Regions from separate parts of the Homo sapiens genome. Here region 2 is linked to region 1. Evidence: read pairs that join two places in POLR2A ChIA-PET (ENCODE). Cell type or tissue: GM12878. All regions are shown on one strand. Links, peaks and the distances in the headings refer to the core of each region. The heading gives the core; the rest is flanking DNA.

Region 1 (10,472 bases), core at 3,065-8,064:
ACGTTGGTCTCGAACCAGATGTGCTCCCCATATGTCGCTGACTCCTAGCCACGGGATGGGCTTGCTCAGCACACGCTGGCCGCCCAGCCCTCCCTCCCATCAGCCCCCGCCCACCCGCCCTCTCCCAAGACAAACCCACTCCAGCGCCCCGATCGACCCTGCTCTGTTCCGTCTGCCCCACTGTCCCAACCCTTCCAGGCTTGGCTCTCCCAGCTGCCTTTAGTGCCTCCACCCGCCAGCTGCGCCTTGGCCAAGAGCCCAGAGGGTCTGGGACCCAGGGGTGTTCAGGCACTCACGCTCCAGTCCACTGTACTCCGGATCTGCCGCTCTGACTCGCTGCACGGGGCCCCAGGGGTGGGCGGAGGGGGGGCCAGGTGCTGGAGGCCCGACTTGGTGATGGCTTTCCTAGAGAGGAGAAGACAGCTGAGGAGGGGGCTGAGCACTTGCTGACCCTACTTCCTCCCACCTCCTGGGGCCTCTGCCCTTTCCGTGACCTCGGCAACAGGGAGGGCGGAGGAGCCTCCCAGCAGCCCCAGACACTAAGAGGCTCCCTGCAAGAGACATGGCCTTTTGGGGTACGCTGGCTTCAGGGTACTGCCCAGAGTGTTCCCAAGTGGGGAACCCTCAGCCAGGCAGAGCTTCAAGGCCCATGCCCAGGCCAGACCCACAGGAGGTCACACCACTCGCCCTGCTGGCCACAGCTATACCTACGCGAGCAGGGCGCTCCAGGCCTGGGGTCCGGCCGCCTTGCGCCGTAGGGCTACCTGGCGCCTGCGGGACAGTGGGCGCACACGGGTGGGCAGCATGGTGCCGGCGGTGGTGCCTGAGGCTCTTCGGCCCCCAGGGCCAGGGTGCTGGCCTGAGGGCCGCCGCTGGCTGAGGCGCCGATAGTAGCCGTGCAGGCCCCAGAGAGCGTGGTCATATACGGCATCCGCGGGGAGCAGGTGGGAGGAGGCTCGGCGCAGGTAGCGGGGTAGGGGCAACAGCGGCTGGGCGCCCCGAGGTGGGGGTGGCCCTGGTGTCTTGGTGCCTGGCTGGATGGCGCTCGATGCCTCGGCTACCACATCCTCCTGGACACCCTCCTCCTCATTCATGCCCACAAGCCCGGTCAACAGCAGGGGTGCACCCAGAAGCTGGGCCCCCACGGTGGTAGGCTGTGGAGTGAGCACCTTATCCACGATGAAGCGGGGGTTGCAGGAAGGGGGCACAGTGCTGGAGCGCCGGCGGCTGGAACCCTGGGCCCTCACCCCGCAACTCAGGAGGCAGCCCTGGAGCTGGGCGCTGGAGCGGCGCCGCTGTGCCAGTGAGGAGGAGGCCTGCCCAGCGGGGGAGCGACGCCGGGCCTTGCCTGTGGGCAGCCCCACGCTGCTGGGCCGCTGCTGCCCCTCTCCAGGGCCTGGCACCTTCCCCCGGAAATGTCTCCTAAAGAAAGTCTCCATGGCAGGCGGTTGGCTGTTGGGCACAGAGACCGGGAGCATCAGGAGCTGGATCAGGCCACGGTCTGTCCTGTGTCCGGGAGCCCATTCACAGCCTCTGCCCCATGAGAAGGGAAGCAACCAGGAGCCCATTCACAGCCTCTGCCCCATGAGAAGGGAAGCAACCCCTGAGGGAGGGAGGGGTCACTGCAGCCTCTGACCTCCATGTGAGGATCCCAGGGGTGCTCAGGGGAGCCCACGTTTACAGCTGTTGGGGCACTGATGCTCTCCCCCATTGCACCCTAGGGAGCCCTGGAGTCCCAGGGAGGTGGGTGCTTCAGGCTACCCCTTCTTCCCCCATCCAGGCACCAGAATCTACAGAGCTCTGGGCCTAAAGGCCTCCACCTGCCCTGCCGGAAGCTGATGGAAAAGAAAACAAAAAGAAAATGGGGAGTCGGTCTGCCTGGATGGACGGTGGGGCCCAGGGCAGGGCTTCCCACTTGCTGGGCCTTTGTTTTGCCACCAACATGGTGGGGGCAGGTTAGGTGTCCCCTCATGGGACATGGAGCAAACCAAGCTATAACAAAATGAGGCTCTCTGCAAAGGAACTTAATCCTGACAGGACCCCCAGAGTCTCTCAGCCCATAGCCTTGGGGTCAGGCTGAAGGTGACTCCTGGAAATAGAGAGGGTCTAATGTGTAGCTCAGGGGAGACCAGGTCTCAGGGAACTGGAGAGTCACTGTCTGGCTCTCCTGGGAGAGAGGCTGCTCAGTCTCCCTTCACACCCAGGGGGCCGTGACAATAGGCTTGGGCCAAAAGCAAAGCCTTCTGGATTCTGGGTGTGTGCGTGCCTGTATGTCTGAAGTGCTGATGGTAAGAACTTTCTGGTGCTCGACTGCTCTGTCTCACCTTTCTGAAGGGACAAAGTACGGATACCCCAGGGTGAAGCTGGGTGATGCCGGGAAACCCTTCTGACTCTGCTCCTGATGGAGCCTGTGACTGCACATTCTTCTGCGGCCCTGATGCTGGAAGCCCCCATACTCACAATTCCAAACGCTGCACAGCCCAGAGCTCCCTCCTGCAGGCAGGCAGGAGCTGTGGGCATCATCCTAGCTCCCACCTGGACCTGGCCTCCATGGACCCATCCTGAACTCATGCTTTGCTCCCTCTGCCAGCTCACCTCAGCCCTGCCTACCCTTCTTCACAGCCAGCATCGAGCTCCTGTGCCCTACCTCTCCTAACAGTGGGGGAAGGGCAGCCTGCCTGGCATGGATCAGGCTGGCGATGCCTCCAGGTACCTGAGGCCACCTGTGCCCCACAGCAGGTGATCTCCTGGGCCCTGGTCCTGGGGAGAGACTGGTGGGGGATGCATCCTAACCGCTGGCAGCCACAGAGGTCAAGGTCACAGCCCTGGGACAGTGCTGCCTGGGGCTGACAGAAGAAGCCCTGTGGTCCCCTGAAGGCTGGCATTAATTAGGCATGGTGGGTGATGCCCTGGACGCATGTTGGGCAGGAGGAAGGATGAAGGCAAAGATGAAGGGCTGGAGGAGTCAGGCCCAGGCCGCACGTCTAGCACCTTCTCCTTCCATACACTGCACTGATTTGCTACTGCCCTGCAGGTCTTGAGCAGCTTCAGGCCAGGTACAGGGGTGTTGGGGGAGAGATGGACAGGGTGGAGGTGCCTAGGGAAGCAGAGTTCTGCACAGCTCAGCTCTTGGTCTCTGCCTATTGGAGTTTCCAGCTGCCTCAGATGACAGGGAGGTCAGGGCAGTGCTCTTATGACCCCAAATAGTGCCCCACTCAAAGCAGACCACCTGGGCCGGAGGGAGCTGCAGGGGCAGGACAGCAGGCATGGGTGGAGAGCGCTGGGTCTCCCCCAAAATCACCAGTGTCACGGCTGACATTTACTGAGCCCCTATGTGTCAGGCACTGTGCTAAGCCCCTGACAAACACTTAGATCATTTCATAAACTGCAACCCCAAGGAATAGGTACTGCATCACACTGCATTCCTGATGAGGAAGTTGACGCAGAGGTGACCGCCTAGAGTCCACGGCAAGTCAGTGTGGAGTCAGTGCTGGAGTCCAAGTCTACCTAACGGCAAAGCCTGCGTCCCAGAAATGGGGTGGGTTGCAGGGTCCTTCCTCCTGGAACATGAGGCTGGGATGGGGTAGGAAAGGGAACCAGATAGGGAATAATAACGAACACCTGCTACGTGACAGGCCCTGGGCTAAGTACTTTATCATCTCGTGTAATCCTCACCACAGCCCTGTGAGGTAAGCAGGACCTGCAGCTCCATTCTAGAGATGGGGAAACTGAGGCTTCAAGAGGGCCAGTAACATGCCACAGTCCCACGGCCAGTCAGCGGCATTCGGGACCTGAACCCGGGTCTTCCCGACCTGGGGCCTGCTTTGTGTCAGGGGAAGAGGAGCCTGAAGGCCCAACTGCCCCCTGCCGTCAGGGCACCGGCCTGCCAGCCCTCCCCAGGGTGTCAGCTTTCCTGCCTGCCTGGTCAGGCCGCCCTGTGACAGCTGCCCAGCCTGGAGGAGATTAGTCACCCGGACACACCGCCTGATGCTACTGTCACCCAGAAAACAAAAGGCCACAGTCAGTGGGGGGAGGTGCCGCTGCACCCGTGGGCAGCGGTGAGGGCTGAGCCCAGCTTGCGGCCCCAGACCTGCACTGACAACAGGGGCCAGGACCCCCTCGAGAGACAAGGGCGGCTTACAGGAGCTCCTGTGGTGCCCGGCTCCACACACTGCCAGGCAGCCCAGGTCCACATCTGTCCAGGAGTCTCCTCGGCGGCCGATGATGCCGCCCCTCCCAGCAGAGTGGGGTGGGCAAGGCCGGCAGTGCTGTGTGACTGTGTGCAAGTTGGCCCCTCACGGGCCTCAGTTTCCCTGTGTGTCTGGGGAGGCTGTCAGAGTGGCTGAGCTGACAATTTGTCACAGGCTCTCCTGCTGGGCACCCATGCCTCCGTGCTCCCATGCCCCTCCCCGCAGGCCTGAGTTTCCTGTTCCTCTGGTCTCCATAGAAACCTCTGTCCCTGGTCAGCAAGAGCCTGACTCCTCACTTCCTATCTCTGCTGGGGCTTCTCCTGGGCCTTGTTGGAGCCCGCCCTGGGCCTAAGCCTCTCCCATAGCGCAGCTCTGCGTGACAGTGTCTTCTCACCTCGTGCTCTTGGTCACCTCCACCTCGCCACACAGTACGTGTAAAGGTCACCCTGAGGGCTTCAACACCAAGAGCACAGCAAAATGGCTGTCCCTCGGTCTCCGGGTGGGGAGCCTGTTACACCAATGGGGACAGGATGGGAAAGGACTCAGGGGACCCCATCAACCCTTGGCCGGCTCTGGGGCCTGACAAGGACAGGGCCTGGGAAAGGACAGAGGAAGTCAGGAGACAAGACCATTGGTGTCTGGCCGTGCACCCTTGCTGGACAGTGGCTGTGGCTGCAGGTGGCCGAGCTGCAGTGGCTGCTATCGGGGCAGGCAGGCCGGAGAGCTTCATCAGCTACAGCTGGAGCGGACAGGACACCCACCCTCCAGAGCCCAGGCCATCTCACGCCCTGTGCTAGTTTCAAGGGCGTTGGCATCCTGAATCTGCCACTGCCACCCTAGACTGATCCACTAACCTTTCTGAGCCTCAATTTTCTCATCTGCAAAATGGAGCTCACACCACCTGGTTCAGAAGATTGGCCTAAAGGAGGTCTGGATGCGATGACAGAGAGAGAGTGCCTGGTGATACCTGGCAGACAGCAGGGCCTGGCAGGGCCTACACCCACCATAGACACCAGAGCATGTGATTGTGCTACCTCCTGGGGTCTGTCTGCCCACAGTGAGGCCAGGAACCCAGAAAGGGAAGCAGGAGTGCCCAGGGTGGCCACCACCCACCGCATGAGGAACAGAGCCGGCCACAGGTGTCACCTGGGTATCTGCTCGTGCCATGAGGAATGCCCTCTGCACCCGGTACCAGGCCTGGCCCCCTGAGTTGCTCTCACAGGATACCCCATGGGACTGACCCAGAGCGCCCACTCCACACCCTGGGCAGGGCCTCGTCCGCCTTCTGCTCCGTGAAGGCTGGGCATGGTGCATGGCGACCCCACCTCCAGCAGCCCCAGAGCAAGGGCCTGCAGCTGCCTCCCCAGAACCCCCTCGGCTCTGCTCCCACAGACCTGGGTTGGAGGGAAGGAGGTGGGGAAGCTGGAAGGGAGGCCAGTCCCTCCCCAGTCAGCCTAGGGGCTGGGGAGGCAGAGTCCTCCTCCCTTCCCCAGGCTGAGACTCACCACAGGGATCCTGTCAAAAACAACAAACAAAATGTACCTCGGGGAGCAGGTGGGCCAGGCTGGATGGTAAGAAGGCGACCAGGCCAGTGAGTGTTTAGTCGGCAGGGTCTGCCCTGGCTCAGCAGGAGCTCGGGGGGACCCTTTTCCATCAGCTTCAGGAACCTGGCAGGGCAGGCTCCTTGCCTAGGGATGGTGGGGCCCGGGTCCGCCCGGATCCAACCCTCCCCGCACCCACCCAGCCAGATACAGAGGGAGGAAGCAGAAAGCAAGGAGGGGCTGGGGGCCCCTTTTGACCTGATCTGGAAGGCAGGGCGCAGGTGGGAGCTGGGGTCCCCAAGGCCGGGCTCTGGATCCAGCTCCGGGCTGGCGGCCTCTGCTGAGCAAGTCCTAGTTTGGAGAGCTAGCAGCCGTGGCTGCTCCTCTGCCCCCTCCCCCTTGTCACCCTCCTCCCTGCAGCCTGAGACAGCCGTTATGAAAATAACCCGATTGGTAACTGAACGCACTTCCTCTCCCAGCAGCGGCTCCAGGCCCTGCAGCAGGCGACGGGTGGGCGGACGGGCACACAGCGCACGAGCGTGCCTCCCAGCTCCTTTTCCCAAGGTTCCCAGAGCCAGGCTGGGTGACAACCCAGTGGCCTCCCTTCCACCTGGCACCCAGTACAGCCCAGCCCATGCCTCAGCTTGGGAACGAGGTCTAAGGAGGGAGAAGTGGGAGCCAGGCCCTTTTAGGGAGGGGGCCCCCCACTAATGCCCCCTATTTAGCCACCTAATGCCTTCTCACGCCCACTGGACAGGTTTTCTGAGGTCTGGGGAAGCTAATCACACCGGCTCCAGACAAAACAATCACAAAAATAAGTATCTGTGGAGTGTTTCACAACTTACAAAGTACTTTTCACCAGCATTACAAACGGGAGGCTGGTATTTCCCCTGTGCAGACAGCACTACTGTCCCACTGAATAGATGGGGCAACTCGAGGCTTGTGGAAGCCCGTGACTGCCCACAACTCCGATTTGGTTGAGCTGGGACTCCAGCTTCTGGGTCTTCTGGCTCTGCCAAGCTAAGGAACGCCCAGAAGACACCAGTCTGTGTTATATGTATCCTGACTGGAATGCCACCCCCCCAACTCCCAGTCCTGACATGGTACCCTAGGGTCTGGAGTGGCAGCTGTCCAACTGCCTGATCCCAAGACCTCTTTAAACTCTTTTTTTTTTTCTTTGAGATGGAGTCTTGCCCTGTCACCCAGGCTGGAGTGCAATGGCGTGATCTCAGCTCACTGCAACCTCCGCCTCCCGGGTTCAGATGATTCTCCTGGCCCAGCTTCCCGAGTAGCTGGGATTACAGGCACCTGCCACCATGCCCAGCTAATTTTTGTATTTTTAGTAGAGACGGGGTTTCACCATGTTGGCCAGGCTGGTCTCGAACTCCTGACCTCGTGATCCGCCCACCTCGGCCTCCCAAAGTGCTAGGATTACAGGCATGAGCCACCGCACCCAGCCTTTTTTTTTTTTTTTTTGATGAGGAAAGGGGCGAGGAGCTTCCACGCCCTCCCTGGGCACACCATCCTCCAGGAACCTCCATGTGTTCAGCAACTTGAAAGCTCCCAGACCCCTTTACACTCTCAAAATTGGTGAAGATCCCAAAAGAGTTTTGTTTTAGGGGGTGACAGCTATTAATATGTATCATATCAGATGTTAAAACTGAGAAATGTTTAAGATACTTACTAGCTTAAAACAATAAGCCCATTACGTTAATATAAACAACACTTTTATAAATAATTTTCTAAAAAAAAGTTAGCAAAAAGAGTGGCATCATTTTACATTTTTTGCAAATCTCTTTAACATCTGGCCTAATAGAAGGCAGCTGGATTCTCCTGTCTATCCCTGCATTCAATCTGTTGTGACATGTTGTTTTGGTTGAAGTATATGAAGAAAATTCTGCCTCACACAGACATGTAGTTACAAAAAGAAGGAATATCTTTAACAGCCTTTCCAGGTAATTATAGATTTTCTTTGCTACTACACCAAAATATGACAAATGACAGTTTCTCAAAGGTTAGTTGCAATGTGGAATCTAAAACCGTATCAGGCCGGGCACAGTGGTTCACGCCTGTAATCCCAGCATTTTGGGAGGCCGAGGTGGGCGGATCAACTGAGGTCAGGAGTTCGAGACCAGTCTGGCCAACATGGCAAAACCCCGTCTCTACTAACAATACAAAAAAAAAAAAAAAAAAATTAGCCGGGCATGATGGCAGGTGCCTGTAATCCCAGCTACTCGGGAGGCTGAGGCAGGAGAATCGCTTGAACCTGGGAAGCGGAGGCTGCAGTGAGCCGAGATCACGCCACTGCACTCCAGCCTTGGCCACAGAGCGAGACTCCATCTCAAAATAAATAAATAAATATAAATAAATATAAATATAAAACCACGTCAATGAACTTTCCACTGGACTACCTTGCATTTTGAATTTTGTAACATCAAGCACCAGTCATTGGAAAATACTGGTTTACTGAGTTATGCAGATCTTCCAAATGGTGACACATTTTATTTTATTTTATTTTTGAGATGGAGTCTGGCTCTTATCGCCCAGGCTGGAGTGCAATGGCGCAATCTCAGCTCACTGCAACCCCAGCCTCCCAGGCTCAAGTGACTCTCCTGTCTCAGCCTCCTGACTAGCTGGGATTACAGGCATGGGCCACCATGCCCAGCTAATTTTTTTTTGTATTTTTAGTAGAGACGGGGTTTCACCATGTTGGCCAGGCTGACCTCGAACTCCTGACCTCGTGATCCGCCCGCCTTGGCCTCCCAAAGTGCTGGGATTACAGGCATGATTCACAGCACCTGGCCTTATTTTATTATTTTTTTTTTGAGATACAGTCTTGCTCTGTCGCCCAGGCTGGAGTGCAGTGTTGCGATCTCAGTTCACTGCAACCTCCTCCCAGGCTCAAGTGATTCTCCTGCCTCAGCCTCCCGAGTTGCTGGGATTACAGGTGTGCACCACCATATCCAGCTAATTTTTGTATTTTTAGTAGAGATGGGGTTTCACCATGTTGGCCAGGCTGCTCTCAAACTCCTGACCTCAGGTGATCTGCCCGCCTCAGCCTCCCAAAGTGCTGGGATTACAGGTGTGAGCCTCCACACCTGGCCCACATGTTATTATACAATACCAAAAATCACACTAACTTCACTACTGATCTCATCAGAAAAATTTTAAGCCTGAGGAAGCCGTCAGGCTCTAGGAAGTGAATAAAAGGTTTCCAAAATTCTCATTTTTGCTCAAAAGCTCAAATTTTATCATTGGCAACAAATATTTTATTACTTATTTTTAAAAAATATATGTAGAGATGAGGTCTCACTATGTTGCCCAAGCTGGTCTTTAACCCGTGGGCTCAAGTGATCCTCCTGCCTTGGCCTCCCAAAGTGATAGGATTACAGATATGAGCCATGGTGGCCTGTGCCTGGCAACAAATAATGACACTGTTTTGGAAATGACAAGCTCATGTCATGCACTTTTGAGAAAATGTCTGCCAAATACCTACATCTGACTAGTTTGTCTATCAGGTGTCCAAGTACAAATGGTGTTCTTAAAAAAAAAAGCATCTAGTACAGCTTACAACTGCATCGAGTTAAGAGCTTTTCCTCATCACAGTTTGGTTTGCAGCAAAGGTGCCTTATATATATTTCATATTCCTTCATGTAAAATATCAGAAGATATAGGTACACAAGGGTCTAGACTTTATAAAATTAATGATCTTCACTACTTTTAAAGAAATGTATGTATGGAGTAAGGACTCTGATGTTGGGGCCCCTGCCTAGATTCGCGTTGAGGGGCTAGCAGTTTTACCCACCACTGCTTTTGTGCCATCAGCACAGCAAAAAAAAGGCAGGAACCAGGGTATCTCTGAAAATAGTTTTGACTTTATCAAATCCCTGAAATGGGTCAGGGCACCCCCAGGACCATACTTTTTAAGACCACTGATTCAGAGTGAATCTGCCTTCTCCACCCTGGCAGACGTGGCTCCTGCGGTGTGGCACTAAGCCTCCTGTACTGTGACACGAAGCCTTAGTTCTAACCAAGCCAGCCTATTCTCTGTGCCCCAATCTGGCTGTGCCTGACTTACTGCTGTGCCGCCGCACCTGGCACACCTTCTGCCCCGAATACTGGCCTCCCTCTCTACCTGATAAGCAGCTGCCTGCTCACAGCCAACGGAACACCCCTCCTACTCACAGCTCCGCACTGCCCATTTGGCTCCCCTGCCACTAGAGCCCTGGGAGGCCTGCTTCTTTCAGCCCACATGCCTGCTCCTCCACCAGACCGCGAGCTCCTGGGGGGCCGGGGCCAGGTCTAGCGCATCTGGGCATGCCCGGCATGGTGCCTGGCAGTGAGTCCAGCATTTACTGCTGATCAGTGCAGGAGGAAAGAACAGGGAATTCCACAGGGGAGGGGCCAGCACCTTAAGGGAGGAGAAAGGCTTCTTCCACCTTGTGTAACCACATGCAACGGCTGACCACAGGCTCCAGCTGGCTCAGGCCACTTCTCTTTGTTGGGTACAAGGGGATGGCAACAGCCTTGGTTTGGGTGGCCACCTTCCTCTCCTCTCTAGAGGACCCCAAGAGTGACACCTGGAGGCCCCTTTCTGGGCTGGATGCTATCGCCCGCTCCATGTTCTCCATGGCTTTCTCATGAAAACTAGATAGTCGGTTTGGTGACATGAAGTCACAAGGGGAGGGTGGTGGGCAAGGAAAGGGGAGGAGGGGCTGTCTCAGAGGCTTGGGGGCTAGGC
Region 2 (10,472 bases), core at 2,038-7,037, 95 kb after region 1:
TTACTTCAGGGCCCATCAAAGCTGGCTGCTTCTGAGCAGCAGGCCTATTTTTAACTTGAGGGACACTCCGGGTTTTGTAGTTCATTGCATTACTTTCTTTACTTGAGCTGTGAGGAAGCTCAGAGATCAATTTGCTGAGGTCCACCTCTTGCAGCAGGAAGAGGAGGTTCATTCCACACACTCACTGCAGCCCGCCTTCATCTTGTGTTTGTTCTCCTTTCCTCCATATCTTTTTCCTCCATTAACAACCATCGAATTCCATTGTCTGTAGGGTTTCTCAAATGCCTTTAGAAGGGAGACAGAAATACACACATATTTTTGCCTTTATAGGTGAAGTGAGTGAGGCTCAGAGAGGTTATGTTATTTGTCTAAGGATTACACAGCCATTAAGCGGGAGTATTGGAAAGTTGATCTGGCCTCCGACTTCATCTTTCTGCTGCGTCAGACTCTGGGATTGGATAAATTGCATAGTAACCGGGGGGGTTTCCAGAGAGTTGGGAGGAGGCTGAGGCCTTTTCAGACTCAGCCTTTACCTCCCATTGGCCCTAACCCAGGTTCCTCTTTTTGAGGAGCAGGTCCAGGTGGGGACTTCCATCCTTTTCATGCACAGAAAGGGGGCCCCGTGGGCCATTCTCAGGGACCAGCTCCAGCCTCTGTGGCTGAGCAGAACTAACAGAAACCCAGCAGGCTTGGCCTTGGCAATCACTAGTTAATGCAAATATCAATTCCAGGTGCTCTGAGGAACATTTCGGGAGCCTCCAGAACTGAAGAGGGGGCCAACTCTCTGGAGAAAAATGAATGGATGTAGGCCCAAAGGAGCCGAATGTTTTCCTTGGCTGAATGGCAAGCAAGCACCAAGTGTCCACAGGTCAGGGTGAGGGGCCCCAAGGGTGTGTATTCTGCAACCCAGTCCCTCAATGTGTCCCTTCAGACCAGCCCGCCAGGATTCTCTGTCTTCTGGAATGAAGACTTAGGGTTTCCTGGGGAGGCTTTACTTGAACTCATTAGTGAATTTTTTTTTGAGACGGAATCTTGCTCTGTCGCCCACACTGGAGTGCAGTGTGAGATCTCAGCTCACTGCAACCTCCACCTCCTGGGTTCAAGTGAAGCTCCTGCTTCAGCCTCCCAAGTAGCTGGGATTACAGGCATGCACCACCACACCTGGCTAATTTTTGTGTTGTTTTTTTTTTTTTTTGAGATGGAGTCTTGCTCTGTTGCCCAGGCTGGAGTGCAGTGGTGCGATCTTGGCTCACTGCAAGCTCCACCTCCCAGGTTCACACCATTCTCCTGCCTCAACCTCCCGAGTAGCTGGGACTACAGGCGCCCACCACCACGCCTGGCTAATTTTCTGCATTTTTTAGTAGAGACGGGGTTTCACTGTGTTAGCCAGGATGGTCTCGATCTCCTGACCTTATGATCCACCCGCCTCAGCCTCCCAAAGTGCTGGGATTACAGGCGTGAGCCACTGTGCCTGACCTAGTTTTCATGTTTTTAGTAGAGACAGGGTTTCACTATGTTGGCCAGGCTGGTCTTGAACTCCTGGCTTCAAGTGATCTGCCTGCCTTGGCCTCCCAAAGTGCTGGGATTACAGCACTTTCTTGTAGGAGCTGGTATTACACACATACCCCACAAACTTGGGGACCTCCAGGGAAGACACAGAGAATGAGCCTCATCTAGAGTAAAAGGGAAGGTTGTTGTTCTGAGGGCTGCAGCTGGAAGCACCTAGGAGAATGATAATCTCTGACTACCCAGAGGAGACTGGTTAAGAGACACAGAGCCAGTGACAAAAGACTCTGCTCCTTGAGGGCTGTCCAGATGAGCCCCAAGGTCTTCAATGTGGGACCCCTTCAAACATCAGCATGCATGGCTTGGAGGAGAAATAATCAGAAATATATAGTGATTTTCACAAACTGCCATTTATTGGGTCTTGTTACTTTTCAATGCTCTGCCAGTTTGCAATGCATAACTCAATCTTCTGAATCAATAGAGCGCCTATAAATCAATAAGACAAAGACCAACAATCCAATAAAAATATTGGCAAAGAATATGAACAGTAAATCTTATATATTTATACAATATAGCATTGATCAAGTCCCAGGATATATGCTAAACACATCCTATGAGTTTTCTTTTTTTTTTTTTTGAATTTTTATTGGTGCCAAGATGAGTTTCCTCATTTACATCTTACCATAACCCTTGGAGGCAGGTACTAGGATTACTCTGTTTTATTGAGGCCCAGAGAGATGAAGTAACTTGCCCAAGGTCACACATAGTCCATGATCTGGAGGCACGAGTTGAGATGGCAGGACCGTTTACTGGAATCCAGGGTCTCAGGAAAACCTGGTGGGAGCGAGGGAGGGAAAACGACAGAGGGACAGCCAGCTGAGGTAGAATCACATTTACCCAGCAACTTGTGAAGAATCCAAGAATCCCCAGTCCTAGGTGGAAGTTTGTGTGTGTGTGTCTTTTTCAATTTCTTGAATAGATAATGCATTCAGATGGTTTAAAAAATAAAAAAAGAATACAACAAAAAGTAATCCCCCCATCTCTGCATCCTATATCCTAACCACTAAGTTCCCACCCTTTAACTAACATATAATCAATTTTATTACTTGCTTGGGCATCCTTCTATGGTGTGTGTGTGTGTGTGTGTGTGTGTGTGTGTGTGTGTGTGTGTTTAGATATTTCTCTCTCTCTGTTTTTTTTTTTTTTTTTGAGATGGAGTCTCGCTCTCACCCAGGCTGGAGTGCAGTGGCGCGATCTCAGCTCACTGCAAGCTCCACCTCCCAGGTTCATGCCATTCTCTTGCCTCAGCCTCCCGAGTAGCTGGGACTACAGGCACCCGCCACCATGCCCAGCTAATGTTTTGTATTTTTAGTAGAGATGGTGTTTCACCATGTTAGCCTGGATGGTCTCGATCTCCTGACCTCGTGATCCACCCGCCTTGGCCTCCGAAAGTGCTGGGATTACAGGCGTGAGCCACTCAGGGACTCAAGCAATCCTTCTGCCTCAGCCTCCTGAGTAGCTGAGCACTACAGGTGTGCCCAGCTAACTTTTTAATTTTTTGTAGAGACAGGGTCTCACTATGTTGCCCAGGCTGGTCTTGAACCCCTGGCCCCAACTGATTGTCTTGCTTTGCCTCCCAAAGTGCTGGGATTATCAGGCATGTGCCACAATACCAGGACTCCCTCTCTCTTTCTTTTTAAATTGAAAAGTATTATACACACTGTTCTGCATCTTTTCCCCCCACTTAATCTATTTTCAAGATCTTCCTGTATTAGCACACAGAGAACTTCCTCATCCTTTTTTTTAAAATAGCTGCATAGCCACCCATTGTATGAATGTACCATCATTTATTTACCTGACCCCAATTAATGGACAATTGGATTGTTTCTAGTTTTTTTACTGTAACAAACAGTGCTGCAAAGATAGGCTTGTTCAAGCACTGCATGTAGGATAAATTCTCAGAAGTAGGATTCCTGGGTCAAAGAGAACATGCATTTGTAATGTTGTAAGTATTCTCAAATATCTTGTACCAATTTACACTCCCATCAGCAATATACGACATTGTTGGTTGTTCTACAGTCTCTCAAAGAGAGGATATTATCAAACTTTTGGAGTTTTCTTTTCTTTTTTTTTTTTGAGACGGAGTCTCGCTTTGTACCCCAGGCTGGAGTGCAGTGGCGCAGTCTCGGCTCACTGTAAGCTCTGCCTCCCGGGTTCACGCCATTCTCCTGCCTCAGCCTCCAGAGTAGCTGGGACTACAATTAATTAGCCCAGCTAATTAATTGTATTTTTAGTAGAGACGGGGTTTCACCATGTTAGCCAGGATGGTCTCGATCTTCTGACCTCGTGATCCGCCCGCCTCGGCCTCCCCAAATGCTGGGATTACAGGCATGAGCCACTGTGCCCAGCCTGGAATTTTCTAATCTGATAAATAAGAAATGATTTCCAGTGTATTTTATTTATTTTTTTGGAGACAAGGTCTTGCTCTGTCGCCCAGGATGGAGTGCGGCAGTACAGCTATGGCTCACTGTAGCCTTGACCTCCTGGGCTCAAGCAATCCTCCCACCTCAGCTATATGAGTAGCTGGGACTACAGGCATGCACCACCATGCTTAGATAATTTATTATTATTATTTGTAGAGATGGGGTCTCACTATGTTGCCCAGGCTGGTCTCAACTTCTGGCCTTAAGTGATCCTCCTGCTTCAGCCCCCGAAAGTGCTGGGAGTACACTCATTTACACCTTACCATGTTTAGCAGAGATGGGGTTTTTACCATATTGGTCAGGCTGGTCTGGAACTCCTAACCTCAGGTGAGGAGACCTGACTTGGCCTCCCAAAGTGCTAGGATTACAGGCGTGAGCCATGGTGCCCAGCCATAGCCTCCAGTATATTTTAAATTTGCATTTATCTTGAGTAGGATTGAGCATCTTTTTAGATGTGTTAGGACAATTTATGTTTCCTTTTCTGTAGACTCTATTCACGTTCTTCAACCTTTAAAAATTGGTGGTTGGTCTTACTGATTTCTAGAAGCTAAACTTTACATGTTAGAGATACTGTGATGTGATTTGCAAGGGAAGTGGGGCCAGAATTTGCATCCTCCCTGGGAAAGTCCGTAGAGGTGGATTCTTCCTCACTTCTCTCACCATCTCATGCAAGCCCAACCATCTATTCAAAGAGCATTTATTTGCTGCACGCAGTGGCTCACGCCTGTAATCCCAGCACTTTGGGAGGCCAAGGCAGGTGGATCACCTGAGGTTAGGAGTTCCAGACAAGTCTGACCAGTATGGTAAAACCCCATCTCTACTAAAAATACAAAAATTAGCCATGTATGGTAGCATGCACCTGTAATCCCAGCTACTCAGGAGGCTGAGACAGGAGAATCACTTCCACCCGGGAGGTGGAGGATGCAGTGAGCCAAGATCGCATCACTGCACTTCAGCCTGGGCGACAGAGCGAGACTCTGTCCCCCATAAAAATAAAAAGTCTTAAAAAAAAACAACCAAAGAGCATTTATTGAATACTTCTTGTGTGCCAGGCTCAGTGCTGAGGCCCACGAGACCAGAGGTGAATAGACACAGCCCTCCGGCTGCTTGCAATCTAGTTGAGAAGCCAGATCTGCAATCAGGCAGGTTGTAGTATAGCGTGAGATAAACTGTAGTTCAGGGATTCAGAATGGGTGCTCCAGGAGCATGGGGGAGGAGGCAGTAGCCTCTGCCTGTCTCAATAGCTCTGACATCCATCTCTACCTGGGGCTGGCTTTGCCCGCCTTCCGTGTCTCTGTGGGTTCAGCCCTCAGACCCTGATTGCAGAAAAGCTCTGCTCCAGGAAGATATCTCCCTTGGAACATATGTACAGAGTGCTTACCACACGCCAACCCTTCCTGCACCTATCGTGTGTACTCTGCCTCCACCCAGCTTCCTTCCCTGCCCTGCACTGGTCCTCAGCAGGTGCCACTTTCCCTTCCATTGCCTGCCACCTGTTTCGAGTGGGCATTCCCCTGCTGCTTAGAGGGATCGTCAGCTCCTTGCTGACAGGAAGGGAGATTTTCCCTTGGGTCCCCTCCCCTGGGTGCTTGACATCTGGTGGCATTCGTCAAAGGCTTGTTGGGTGATTGATTGGCTGGTGTTGAGGAAGTCTGAAACCATGGCTTACCTGAACTGGGGTGTATATGGTGGAGGTGAGAATGGCGCATGTTAGGCACAGGAATGGATGCTGTGCCAAGCTGAAACCCTGGCATCCGGGCCCAACCAGGAAAGGGTTAAGTTTGCTGGAGTTTTGTATATGAAATGGCACCAGAAAAAAAAAGTGCAGACTAGCAATTGAGCCCTGTCTCATCCTGGTTCAAATGACATTGTCTGCGCTTCCCCAGCCTCGCCTCCTGCACTAATTACAGACCTTCCCTGGGGAGGAAGACTGGGGCCAGGAGGTCTTCATTACAGGCTCCCTTGCTGGAAAGAGCAAACCCCAATGACCAAACCCAATGACCAAACCAAGTCTCTTGAAGAGAGGCCCAGGGCTTCCTATCTTGAGCTCCCTGCTGCCGCCTGGCTGGGAAAGGGTTAAGAAGCGGGCATGGAATGGAGAGATGCATCGAGATTTAATCACAAGGAGCACCCCCTTTGCTAAGGTGTCCTCCTGGCTCCCCTTGCCGAGGACTGGGCCCCCTTCTCTCCTCTTGCCCCCCAAGATGGCCACTGCCAGGGCTGTGTCGGGGCCTCTCCGCTGTGGTCGCCTGCTGGCTGCCTCTCCCTGTGGCCTTGTGGAGACTGAGCCTTCTTTAATCTTCCATTTATCCTGAGGCCTCGCCCCTCCGAGATTGGCTTTGATGTGGGGCCTGCTCTTGGGGGAAATCACGGGTTTCTGAGGCCTGGGCTGGGCTCTGCCCACTGCCCCCAGCCCAGGAAGGCCCCAGAGAGAGGTCTCCCATCATCAGGGCCAGACCCAGAGGGTGACCTTGGCAGTCCAGATAAAAGTTTCAGGCCCTGCTGTTCAGGCAGATGGAGGGGCTGCTGCCCACACCCCAAAGTGGAGCAGAGGGCTCAGGATAAGAGCTTTATTATCACAAATTACTTATTTCCACACCTGTCTCCCCGCTTTGAGATGGCAAGCACCAAAACAACAACAGCATGAACAATGACAGTAAAACAGCAACCATTATTGCGTGTCACTAAGCTCCCCTGCACCAGGCAAAGCATCTTCCACTATGACATCATTTAATTTTTTTTTAAATAACGTTTTTGTTTGTTTGTTTTTTCATTTTTTTTTTTTTTTTTTTTTTTTTGAGACGGAGTCTTGCTCTGTCACCCAGGCTGGAGTACAGTGGCGTGATCTTGGCTCATTGCAACCTCCACCTCCTAGGTTCAAGCGATTCTCCTGCTTCAGCCTCCCAAGTAGCTGGGATTACAGGTGCCCACCGCCACATCCGGCTAATTTTTGTATTTTTAGTAGAGCAGGGTTTCGCCATGTTGGCCAGGCTGGTTTCAAACTCCTAACCTCAAGTGATCCGCTCGCCTCAGACTCCCAAAGTGCTGTGATTACGGGTGTGAGCCACTGAGCCCAGCCAACATAATTTAATTCTTATAACTATGTGGCTGTATGTATCATTTTAAAGGGGAGGAAAGTGAGGGTCATTGATTTATTTGTGTAACAAAAATTTGTTGAGCTCCTACTATGTGCCAGGCACTGTTCTAGGCACAGAGGAGTAAACAAAATGGGTGTATCTGTACCCTTGTGTACTAATAGGAGGGATAGGTCATTAACAAATGGTCGAATACAGGTAGTATCAGGTTGCATAATATAGAGACAGTGTTTTGAAGAAGAGTACAGTTGATAGTGACAGGGCCACTGTTTTGGATGCCATGGTCAGGGATTGGCTTTTTTTTTCTTTCTTGAGACAGGGTCTCACTCTGTTGCCCAGGCTGGAGCGTAGTGACATGATCATAGCTCACTGCATCCTCAACATCCTGTGCTCAAGCAATTCTCACACCTCAGCCTCCTGAACAGCTGGGACTATAGGCATGTGCCACCAGCCTGGCTAATTTTTTTTATTGTTTTTTTTTTTTTGAGAGGGAGTCTCACTCTGTCTCCTAGGCTGCAGTGTAGTGGCGCGATCTCAACTCACTGCAACCTCTGCCTTCTGGGTTTAAGCAATTCTCGTGCCTCAGCCTTCTGAGTAGCTGGGACTACAGGCACGGGCCACTGTGCCCAGCTAATTTTTGTATTTTTAGTAGAGACAGGGTTTTGCCATGTTGGCCAGGCTAGTCTCAAACTCCCGACCTCAAGTGATCTGCCCACCTTGGCCTCCCAAAGTGCTGAGATTACAGGTGTGAGCCACCATCCCTGGCCCATGCCTGGCTAATTTTTGTATTTTTTATAGAGACGGGGTTTCACCATATTGCCCAGGCTGGTCTCGAACTCCTGGGCTCAAGCCATCCGCCCACCTTGGTCTCCCAAAGTGCTGGGACTACAGTTGTGAGCCACTGCATCTGGCCAGGGATGGCCTCTCTGAGAAGCTGGAGACCTGAGTGGCAGGAGGGAGTTAGCCATGTGTCCATCTGGAGAAAGTGCATCCAGGAGAGGGAAGAGAAGGGCAAAGATCAAAGGTTGGAGATGCTTGTCTTGCTTTAGGCATAGCCAGGAGCCAGGGCATCTGAGGGTGGGAAGAGAGATGAACAGAAAGAGGAAATGAACTGGATATGGGAGCAGTGACTGGGTCATATGTGGATTTTACTCTGAGCTGATGCCTTTGGAGGGTTTGAGCACGAGGCTGGTTTGATCTAGGTTATGTTTTGAATCTGAGACTCAAAATGTGAGATGTGGAGGTTAGGAACCAGTTCAGGCTCACAAGGCTAGTCAGTGGGGAAGTCGAGATTCAAACACAGGTTCTGTCTGACTTGAGAAACTGTGCTTTTGCCATTATGCAGTTGGCCACCTTGAGGGGCAGGGACTGTGTTCCATTCACCTCAGTATCCCCTGTGCCTAGCAGAAAGCCTGGCAGAAGCTACATGCACAGTGCTTGGGAAGTGATGGATTCAGTTCTGGCACTTCTACAGTCCTGGAAAGTCATTTAACTCTCTCTGAGTCTCAGTTTGTTCATCTGAAAGTGGGGGAGAAAACAACACCTGTCTTGTTTGTAGGGCCCTGCCTGGTGAGGATCATATGAGCCCTAGTGTGTAGCAGGGCTTGTGTGGTGTGAGCAGAGAAATGCTCTGCTCTCTGATTTCATCTGTCCTTACTCCCATGCAGGGCTCTTAACCTGGCTGCTTAGAGGCTCAGACACGTTCTTTCTTTCTTTATTTTTTATTTTTTTGCAGACAGAGTTTTGCTCTTGTCACCCAGGCTGGAGTGCAATGACACGATCTTGGCTCACTGCAACCTCCGCCTCCCGGGTTCAAGTGATTCTCCTGCCTCAGCCTCCTGAGTAGCTGGGATTATAGGCATGCATCACCATGCCTGGCTAATTTTTGTATTATTAGTAGAGACGGGGTTTCACCACGTTGGTGAGGCTGGTCTCGAACTCCTGACTTCAGGTGATCCACCCGCCTCGGCCTCCCAAAGTGTTGGGATTACAGGCATAAGCCACCGTATCCGGCCTAGACACGTTCTTACGGTCCCCTGCTCTACCCTATGGAGCAAGACATGCTCATGCCACCTGTCTCGTGTATGTGTGTGCATATGCCTGTTCACTTGTGTCAGTAGCACCTAGACCACAGCTGTGTTAGAGACAGGGTTTTGCCATGGTACCAAAGCGGCTCAGAGGGGGCAATGATCTACTCTGCTTTTGAGGGGAGGACAGGAAAGTTTCACAGTATAGAGGGATCTTGATGCGGTCTTGAAGGATGAACAGGTGTTTTCTAGCTGGACAAAAAGAGAAAGGGCATCCTGGGTAAAGGGAAGAACATGGCAAAAATCCTGGAGGTATGGCAGAGCTTGGCACCTTGGAGATGCTGCTAACGGGTATGGCTGAAACTTATCAAGGATGGAAGGGTGTAGTAAGATACAGGGCTGGAGAGGGTAGCCAAGAGCTAGGTGGTCAGGGCCTTTAGGCACTCTAAGAAATTCTATGAGTTATCCTGAAGGCAAATGGGAGCCACTGTTAATTTTTTTTTTTTTTTGAGACAGAGTCTCACTCTGTTGCCCAGGCTGGAGTGCAGTGGTGTGATCTCAGCTCACTGCAACCTCCGCCTCTCAGGTTCAATTCATTTTCCTGCTTCAGCCTCCCAAGTAGCTGGGATTACAGGTGCGCACCACCATGCCTGGCTAATTTTTGTATTTTTAGTAGAGACGGGACTTCACTATGTTGGCCAGGCTGGTCTTGAACTCCTGGCCTCAAGTGATTCACCTGCCTTGGCCTCCCAAAGTGCTGGGATTACAGGTGTGAACCACTGTGCCTGGCCCACTGTTCAATTTTTAAGGAGGCTAATGACATGATCAGATGCATTTTAGATCAACCACTCTGCTGTGGTGTGGACAGCAGACTGGAGGTGAGCAAGACCAGCCTGTGGTGTTATGAGGCTGTTGCTGTTCTCCAGGTGGGATATGATGAGGCCTGAAGTAAAGTTAACAATGGCAAACAGTTACCCGGCACTGACTATGTGCCAGCCAGGCTCTGCACTAAACACTTGCAGATATTATCACATTTCATCCTCAGTGCTACCATGTGAGTGGTGCTGTCATTATTATCACACCTGTATTACAGACCGAGGAATGGAGGCTCAGCCACATAGCAGATAAGTGGCAGAAGGAGGACTTAAATCCATCCACCCTGACTTCAGCACCCACTGGCCTACCCCCTATAATATTCTGCCAAATAATGAAGGCAGTGGGTGGAGACAAGGGCTTGGAGTCCAGTGCTGGTTAGGAAGTGGGTCCACCAGGATATTGGCGCGAGGGAGGGGAAGAAATCAGAGGCTTCTTCTCAATCAGTGGGATCAACAGCGAACCCAGACAAACCAGTAGGTTTTATG

Evidence for each region. Peaks named below come from ENCODE experiments on the same cell type or tissue, not always from the same donor. Only the 100,000 strongest peaks of a DNase experiment are listed, where the experiment ranks them.
Region 2: POLR2A ChIA-PET joins it to region 1 with 5 read pairs; 2 of 35 experiments call an interaction of 5 or more read pairs at or near these places.

The regions. Positions count from the first base shown.
Region 1 is chr11:46,357,224-46,367,695 of GRCh38, reverse strand. It overlaps DGKZ (diacylglycerol kinase zeta), which reads right to left. Exons shown (of 31, transcript NM_001199267.2): 2 at 297-405; 3 at 1-44. Among named protein-coding and RNA genes, the nearest start is that of MIR4688, 14 kb to the left of the region's middle. In GM12878, for the core only: no CTCF peak of the experiment used is centred there; a DNase peak (open chromatin) is centred at 6,185; H3K4me3 peaks cover 1,828 bases; H3K27ac peaks cover 2,330 bases.
Region 2 is chr11:46,260,961-46,271,432 of GRCh38, reverse strand. It overlaps LINC02489 (long intergenic non-protein coding RNA 2489), which reads left to right. Exons shown (of 3, transcript NR_183622.1): 2 at 732-868. Among named protein-coding and RNA genes, the nearest start is that of LINC02489, 8.2 kb to the left of the region's middle. In GM12878, for the core only: a CTCF peak has its summit at 5,422; DNase peaks (open chromatin) are centred at 4,592 and 5,562; H3K27ac peaks cover 3,359 bases.